2 separate regions of the Homo sapiens genome follow, and region 1 is linked to region 2. A link is an interaction called in ENCODE POLR2A ChIA-PET data of the cell type or tissue named here. Cell type or tissue: Panc1. All regions are shown on one strand. Each heading gives the region's core, and the rest is flanking DNA. Links, peaks and the distances in the headings are about the cores only. Region 1 has its middle 110 kb from the start of LINC02058. Region 2 has its middle 620 kb from the start of LINC02058.

Region 1 (4,414 bases), core at 238-4,237, 730 kb after region 2:
GAAAATTTAACTAAGTATATGTATCTTGGTGAAATTACAGGTGAATAACACCTGTTATGCTGTCATCAAAAAAAAAAAAAAAAACCCTGAAAGTCTAAGATTAACCATAATCAATATTCTGGTGAAGATTCTTTCAGATATCGATACATAGATAGATACAGATACACATACTAATATATTTTGTATGTTATATATACATTTATATTTGAAAAAATACAGATGTTCATATAATTATTTTTAATAAATAGGTTCATATTCTGTAGCTATTTTTAAACTCAATAATATGTCAAGGACATAATTTCATGCCAATAAATATAGATCTGTGTCTTCATTTTGAATAACTGTGTAGTAGTCCACTGAGTATATACCAATAACTTTACTTCATCATCTTCTCATTAATGAATTTTTAAGTTGTTTCAAATTTTTTGGTATTATTAACAATGTTGTGAAGAATATCCTTTATTTTACATCCTTTCATACCACTTTTTAGTGTATTTTCCTAAAACAAGAGAAATATATGGATTTTAAACATTTTGTCACACATTATCAAACTTACCTGCACAGAGGAAAACCTATTTACATTTCTTCCAATTTTCACTAGTTTTCTCATGCCTTAAAATATAGCAGATTGTGTCGATTTTCCCAATCAAATAAGTTAAAGGAAAAAAAAAAGATATCCTGTTGCTGTTTTTATTTCTACATCTTTGAGGCCATAGAGTCATTTCCATCGCTTCTTTTGCAAACTCTTCTATTGTGACATCATTTATTCCTGAATTGCAAATGTCTTTTTTTAATATGAAAGCTTTAACCTTTCATTTGTCACAGGTATGATGATTATTTTTCCCAAGTGGTAATGTACATTTTCAATTTTATTTGTAATGCATTTTGGTGATTAGATATTTTTGATTGTCAGATGGTCTTTTAGGGTTTCTGAACTACATGACATGTTACAAAATATTGACACATGCATTTCTCTAAAATCCTGTAACTTTCTATTTAACATTATATATAGTCCATCTGCTTTTAATGGGCTGCATCTATAAGACACTTCATTTCCATGGCAGTCACACATATGATGAACATTTTACTAATTTCAAAAGCAGATGGCACTATTCCAATTATTATTATCCCATTTGTTTGAATGTATTTTAAACAGATTGTTTATTTAAAATGTTATTTTGTGACTCTGAAGGCTTACTCATATATTGCTTTTCTTGTGATGTCCTGTGTATTTAATTTTACGCCCTTGAAAACATACATTTCAAATAGCAAGGTGGCCAAATTTTGCTAAGAAAGAACCCTCAGACTCTACTTCTTGTTGTACTATTATATACAATTTGTCTTCCTCAAATAATTAAAAAAAATATTGTCTTTCATGTATATCATCCCATTATCCTTCTTGTACTGAATATAGAATTTAAGATCCTTTGGGACGGGTGCAGTGGCTCACCCCTGTAATCCCAGCACTTAGGGAGGCTGAGGCGGGTGGATCACTTGAGGTCAGGAGATAGAGACCAGCCTGGCCACCAAGATGGCAAAACTCCGTCTCTACTAAAAAATACAAAAATTAGCCAGGTGTGGTGGCGCACGCCTTTAGTCCCAGCTACTTAGGAGGCTGAGGCACAAGAATCGCTTGAACCTGGGAGGCGGAGGTTGCAGTGAGCTGAGATGGCGCCACTGCACTCCAGCCTCCAGCCTGGGTGGCAGGGTGAGACCCTATCTCAAAAAAAAAAAAAAAAACCTACAATCTTAAAACAATGTGAAATTCACAATTATTATTTTATTACTAGGCTTCAGCGAAATCGTAAGATCATGGAGTCAGTCAAAAAATAAACATTTTAAGAAGCTTCTGGATCAGATTTTTGGTTACAAGAACTAAACAGTTCCAATTATATTTTCTCATGCTATGGAAAGGTAAACTTTTTTACATTATTTGAAAAGCTTGAAGTCCTAAATATTTAAAAAATTGATCTAATTCTGTGCGGTCTGTTTTGGGTGAAACAAAGACCAGGAGACTCTCTTTTCCTGTATCTTTAAACTAGTACATAACTTCTGTTTAAGGGTCTGGTGACAACAGTAATGGATAATTTACAACCTACAGGGCTTCTGGATTAAATAACAGAGGTTCTGTAAACCAACAGGCTTCAGACTTCAGTGAAAGCACCATAATTTGTTTATTGCCCTTTCTCAGTTCCTCAATTACAATTGATCTCTGCTAAACAGACTAGTGTTGCTAATTGTTGGGAAAGGGGGAATATAACTTAATCTTTATAGACATCTTCTAGCCAAGGATTTCTCCTTATAATTCAGTGCCATAATCTCACCTAAGCACAGATAAATGGAATCCATACACCTAACCATAACAAGTACTTTCAAAATTAATGTATAAACAATCAAAGTTGAAGTAGCTGTGCTTGGAACAGAAAAAAGAAATGGTGACTGATTGTATCTGATATAGAGCCAATGACAGACAAACAAGAGTACTTGATTAGAGCTCTTGTCTTGCCAGATCACTTATTTGAATTCTACTGATAGGAGTTTAATCAGCACTTAATCTCCTTATCATGTCTAGGGTGTTGATCAACTTTAAGTACTTAACATTATACAGAACCCCTACAGGCAGTTCCACTTCAAAGCCTGAAGTGCAATGGATAGGTGTCTCCTAATCTTATTTTTCTCCATTAAGGGTGTTGAAAAGAAATGCTGTCATCATCAACTAACCATGTTCTAATTTAGTCTGTTTAAGCTTCTGAATTGTTTGTTTTAGAAAAGTTTGACTTATTTATAGTAAATCTTCATTTTCTGAACCCACCATTTTAGAAATTGAAAATATACTATATATATATATATACGTATGTGGGTTTGTATAAAATATGTTCCAGTTTACAGTTTAACTTCTGAATTATTTTAGAAAGTCTTGCCTTATTTATGCTCAATTTTCTTGACCCAGTATATTGGAAATTAAAGAAATACATACACATATACATATATGTGTGTTTGTAGTTACTCTAATTTCTCACTTCAATATAACATCAGTAGAAGGTCCAAATGGACAAGTAGTACATTAAACACAAATTAAAAATATCCTTCAAATATTTTCAACATTATGTTACGGGTAAATTTCAATGACATTTTTTGTAGATCACTCCCTGACTTAGTGAGGATTCCACATTTCCACATTCAAGTTCCTCTTTTATTCCTTATAGTAGCCTAATGAGAGAGAACAGGTATATTGACTACATATTTGCTATACATTAAAACCATGTACTTCGGTATAAGGTGTCCTCCTGAGTATTATCTATCCATAAGGATTTTTTGCCAAAATTTAAGTATTTGTCATGTGAATTGTTTTCAGGTCTCCAGAACAGACTAAAGTTATTTATTTAAAAGAAAATTGAAGTAAAATTATTGAAATTGATAAACTAAGTAAAGCTACATAAACCAAATATTATGTATCTAGAAATGATAATTTTTACATTTGATGTTTAATATACTTTTATTAGTATTTCAGTTGCTTTAAGTGTTCAATTGTCTACTTAATTTTTTATGGCAGCATATATCCAAAACAATGCATAATATCTCTATTTGGTCTAATGCACTTCAGTTGGAAGACATTAAGAGAGGAAAGATATTTTACTATTTGGAAAGAGCAGGAAATTCAAAATTTCAACTCAATTCATGTTAATTATTTAGAAAAAAAATTTAGAACCAAATAAAATATCAATTATTTTGTTTTCTCAAATTATTTCATTATTTACATTTTTTTCAATCCAAAATACCATACATACTTTAGGATCTTTTTTTAAATTTTATCTTATCTGAAATAAGTTTACTCATTCCTAATTTTAAATACAAACATAGGCTAAGTTGAATGCTAACTATCCGGCCATCCAAAAGTGATTGATTGATTGATTGATTTTATTAGGATATTCTCATTTGAAATAGAGGCTTGAGACTAGCTGTACAAACAAAAGATAAAGAAGGCAAAGCAGTTTGAATGTTTCAATTTTCATAGAAGGATTTGCAGCAATTTTATTGGTTTGAAAATTTCCACAAACATTTATAAAAGTTACTTTATAGTATTTCACTTCAGAAAGAAGGGAACTGTGACAACTTCCCCATGCTGTCAAATACATGACATTTAAAAGATAAATTAATATTTGTAAATAAAATTAACCCTTTATAAAAGATATTTTAGAAGTCTGTTTCAATAATGTAATTAAAACAAATACATGATAGAAAACTTGATTTATGTGAATGATGTTCTACTAATCTTTGAATTACTAATAGCATTCATTAAGTTTAAATTTGGAAAGATCAGGCATCTCAAAAAATGGGTAACATTAAACTAAATAACAATGTTGGCTAAGTAGCACTGAGGCACAAACAGGGAAAAATAAAATAAAAGTCTATT
Region 2 (4,414 bases), core at 159-4,158:
ATAGATCCCTTACTGCTCATCTCTTGATAGCAGTCAATTTGTACCACTAACAACAACACCTATGCTGAAATTATAATTATTTGTTTGTAGGTGCTATTGCCCCATCACATTTTGCTCCCCTCTATGGCATAGACCATGTCATATCCAACTTTATCGTGCAAGACTGTCTGTTTGCTACATAATAGGCTCTACATAAGTTATTTGAGAATTGATGAATTAATTGAAATTTTAAAACATAGTAGATTGCATGAACATGAATATTAGCAAAAATAACTTTAAAATATGCCAAAATATTCACCTGCTGTCACTGGACTGAGGGCTTCAGTTAATATTGCAAAAAAAGCTGTCTTTAATAGCTATTAGTTGCTATTAAATAGCGATTTTTAGGATTTAAAGCCATTTAAATTCAGAACTTTTAGTGACTTACTGTGCCAGTGGCCTTCTGTTTGTCCCTCCAATGGCCAAAAAAGAACATTACAAGAAGGTTGCAACAGTGAGAAAATGAATGCGCAGAGGTCTACTCCCCCTGTGCCTTCTCTCAGAGATTACATTGGGATAGTTTCTTTTGACCAAAGGTCCTGGCTCCTTTCAGAAGTAAGGTTCTCCCAAGCTCTCTCTCTCCATGTTCTGATAACTGCCTCTTCCTCTTGCCCTTCAAGCTGAGGTATGTTATTTAAGCCCTTCTGTCACTACTCCCAAGAGGCTGCACTGTTTCTTGCAGCATTTCTCTGTCCCACTCATGCCATTATAATTAGTCCCTTTAGTAAACTCTGTTCCAATTTTTCTATCTGATGGTGTCATCTATTTTCTGACAGGAGCCTGACTGAAACATCTATAAATGTGTATGGATTTATGGTGCATATACTTTGTGTATCTACAAAATGACAATTGTCAACAGCCATGGGGAATTACTAAAACTAACAAATGACTATCTTTTCCTTAGAGTATTATAGTAACAATCTTAATTAATTTGATCACCAATAATTCTATTCAATGAGTGAGCATTAACTTCAGTTCTGCTTTTAGCCATTACTATACAACAGAGAACATAGACAGATAGATATAGATAGATAGATGGATAGATAGATAGATAGATAGATAGATAGATAGACACATGTATATACACACATGTATTCCTAAGTCCTTCTTTTCAGAATATAAAGTTATTGAAGTGTTCAAGACCTATGCACAGACAACATCTCTTGCCAACTAATGTCTATATAAAGTCAATATACCAGTTATTCTAATTGATAATTGTGAGTCATAATTACATCTTTGATTTTTAAAAAAAATCCTATGATAGCACTTAAACTGCTTGCCAACCTTTCCGAAAGCTGAAGTAATTTGTTATTTTTATAAGTAGGCAAAACTTAAAGTTTTTCTTAAATATCTATGCACTACCTCGTGTCTTGTTAGATTCTAAAGACACCCTATATTAATACACAATATGTAGTTTATTAAAAGCTTGGATGATAAAACCATTAATAAAATGTCTACTTAAAATAATATTTTTCAGAAGTTTGTCAAGAAGTAAAATTGACAAATTATATAGTATTGGTCTCCTGTTGGAAGACTATGCAAAATCAACAAATAGAAAATGTGAAAATAAAGACAGTTTTCTATCTTAGGCTTAAAAAACCACATCCTTACACACTCTATTCTAAAGAATTGTATTTTGGAAGGAAACATCATTTTTTTTTTGTTAGTGTTCTTAAATGCTTTTCTCCAGATAAAATATGGCTGTACCAATTTGAATCCAATTTTGTAATTAAAAATTTCTCCCCCTCTGTGAACTTGTAGTAATGTTTCATCCAAAAGCAGATTATTACAACCAAATTACAAACCCCTAAAGAGAAGGGTGGCATTATAAATGGAAACACCCACACAACCTTAAGTACAATATAGCAGTGCAAACAGCATTGCTCTAATGACAGTAATCCTGCTTGCCTTAGCTGTATTCATGCAAATGACAATTTAGTACAGATGTGGCACACATTTGCATGGTTAATGGCATCATTTTTTGTCCTTTTCTACTCCTCTATACTATGATCAGCTGTTATGCTTAACATTACAAATTCTATGTGCTGTTCCTAACATTAGTAGAAACATAAGGCTGGTAGTCCTTGTCAGTGATTTAACTAAAACATGCATATGCACAAAAAAGCGGGAGGTGTAGGAGGGATAGGGTGGGGAGAGGTGGTTAGTGCCTGGTTGAGGCTTTCTCTTTTTAAGACGTTCCCTTTCAAGGATGACTCTGGAATAGAAACAATTTTTAATATATGAAAAACATCAATAGTTTTCCTGTTTCAGTAACATACTCAGAATATTCCACATGTAAGTGCAACTCATAGTTCCTACCTAGATTTATGTATACATCTCTCTCCATTCCATTATAAATGGTGCATCTCAATTCAGGGAAAGAACATGTTCATTCTTTGGAAGATTTGATGACAATGACATGCAAAATATTGACAGGTCAGTTTAAGAAGGTAACTAATCCACATGTACCATATTACTCTTGTTATTAACATTTCCTAATGCTAAAATTGCCAGTATAAAACCGTGAGCACCATATTAAGAAGCAGATACATCCCTCGGCAAGAAAAGTGGTAAGTAATCTAATGTTTTGATGTGCTTGAGAAATATATTATATACAGACAAAGAGAGAGTTAAGCCTTATTTCATGGTGAAACAAAATAACATGACATTTTTTAAACACGACATTGTAATAAAATTTATTGATTTTAAGAAATTGTAGGTGATTCTTTTACTTTCTTATTTTTAAATCTGGAGAGAACATTTCAAATGTTTTATTTTTCTTATGACTTCTAAATTTGAGAATTTTACCAATTATTAAACCTAACACTAAATCAAAGTAGCCTTTATTCTTTGTTAAACATTTTCTTGTGTTTCTCCATTCTCTTTTTCTTCATTTGCTTTTTTTACTCTCCATAAAACTCCACTCCAACACATACTCTATCATCTATCATCTCCTACAGCCTAAAGATCTCCTTTCCTTTAAAGTGCATTCTCTTACATGGCAGACGCCATTTACTATTCTTGCATTTTACAAAGTGTCCCATTATTCATGCATAACTTCTCAAATATATGTATATATATAAATTATATGTATACTTTTTATGTTCTTTTTTTAGCCAATCTATGAATTGCTGCATCTAAGCATCGAGATTCCTTGCCTAATTCCTTTACCCAAATTTGGATTCAAAACTAGGTCCCACTCTACTAGTAAGACAGTGGTATAATGTTTGATGTATTGAAGGCCATTATAAAGCCCATAAGTTATGTAAACAACCTCAATCAAAGCTCAAATATCATAAATGTATTTAAGTATATTCCAATGTGTCAGGTTTTGTTGCTATACAAAGGGATTTTACTATATCTTACAGAGGTTTATAAATATGAGAATAGCATAATGAAATCAGTAATTTAGGAAGAACATCATAGCAATATGGTTTGGGATGAGGAAGCAGAAAGACAGAGGGAACTTTAACAAAGCCATGATGATAAGGCAAGCAACTCATATTCAGGGATATAGCTATGGAAATTTTTGTGCAAATGGAGAAAGGGGAATGGATTCTTGAGATGCTAAAAGAATATAATTAAAAGGAATTAATGACAGATTTAAAATATAATATCATGAAAGATGAATTATTTTTGATAATTGGGGTTTCTAACTCAAGTATGTGCATAAATATACTCAATAATCAAGATGTGGGATGTGAGAAAGGTAAACAATTACAGAAAAAAAATGTAGAAGTACAAGCATCAAACCAGGAGTATCGAGACAAGTAATAAAGTTTGAGTCAAAACGTCAACATGAAAGCTCAATCAAAGAGAATGAACGGGATGATCTAGGGAGATAGAATACAGTTAAGAGAGGGCATAAGAACATAAAGTTTGATCAAATATGGGGAGATGGAGTGCAAAGAAAGATGACCTGAAGCAGGAAACCAAAAATATGGCAAGAAAATCAAAGAATTGTGGAGAAAGCCTGATGTAGTTAGGTTGACATCTCTTGTTTTTGCAAGCATCCTCTGGTAATATCATATAAATTTCCCTTCCTTCCTTCCTTCCTTCCTTCCTTCCTTCCTTCCTTCCTTCCATCCCTCCCTCCTCCCTTCCTGCCTTCCTCCCTTCCTCCCTTCCTTCCTTTCTTCCTTCCTTTTCTGCTAGTTTGAGTCAGTTTGCAATAGAAAGATAAACCCGATTAGTACATTGAGACCTGAATGGGGACACTTTAAAAAGAAGGTTTGATTCCCTGTGCCGAATACTCAGGAAGATTAAATTTAATAAGATCTAGGATTAAACTACTGAGATTAGTTACTATACAAATACTCATGTCACTTGTAATTTGAGAGAATATTTTATCATTAAGGAGATTGAGCAGGGGGAG

What was found. ChIA-PET counts read pairs that join two places held together with the same protein. Peaks named below come from ENCODE experiments on the same cell type or tissue, not always from the same donor. Only the 100,000 strongest peaks of a DNase experiment are listed, where the experiment ranks them.
Region 1: POLR2A ChIA-PET joins it to region 2 with 9 read pairs; 1 of 35 experiments calls an interaction of 5 or more read pairs at or near these places.

What each region holds. Positions count from the first base shown.
Region 1 is chr5:93,042,904-93,047,317 of GRCh38, forward strand. No RefSeq gene overlaps it. Among named protein-coding and RNA genes, the nearest start is that of LINC02058, 110 kb to the left of the region's middle. In Panc1, for the core only: no CTCF peak of the experiment used is centred there; no DNase peak of the experiment used is centred there; H3K27ac peaks cover 1,895 bases.
Region 2 is chr5:92,313,108-92,317,521 of GRCh38, forward strand. No RefSeq gene overlaps it. Among named protein-coding and RNA genes, the nearest start is that of LINC02058, 620 kb to the right of the region's middle. In Panc1, for the core only: no CTCF peak of the experiment used is centred there; no DNase peak of the experiment used is centred there; H3K27ac peaks cover 1,786 bases.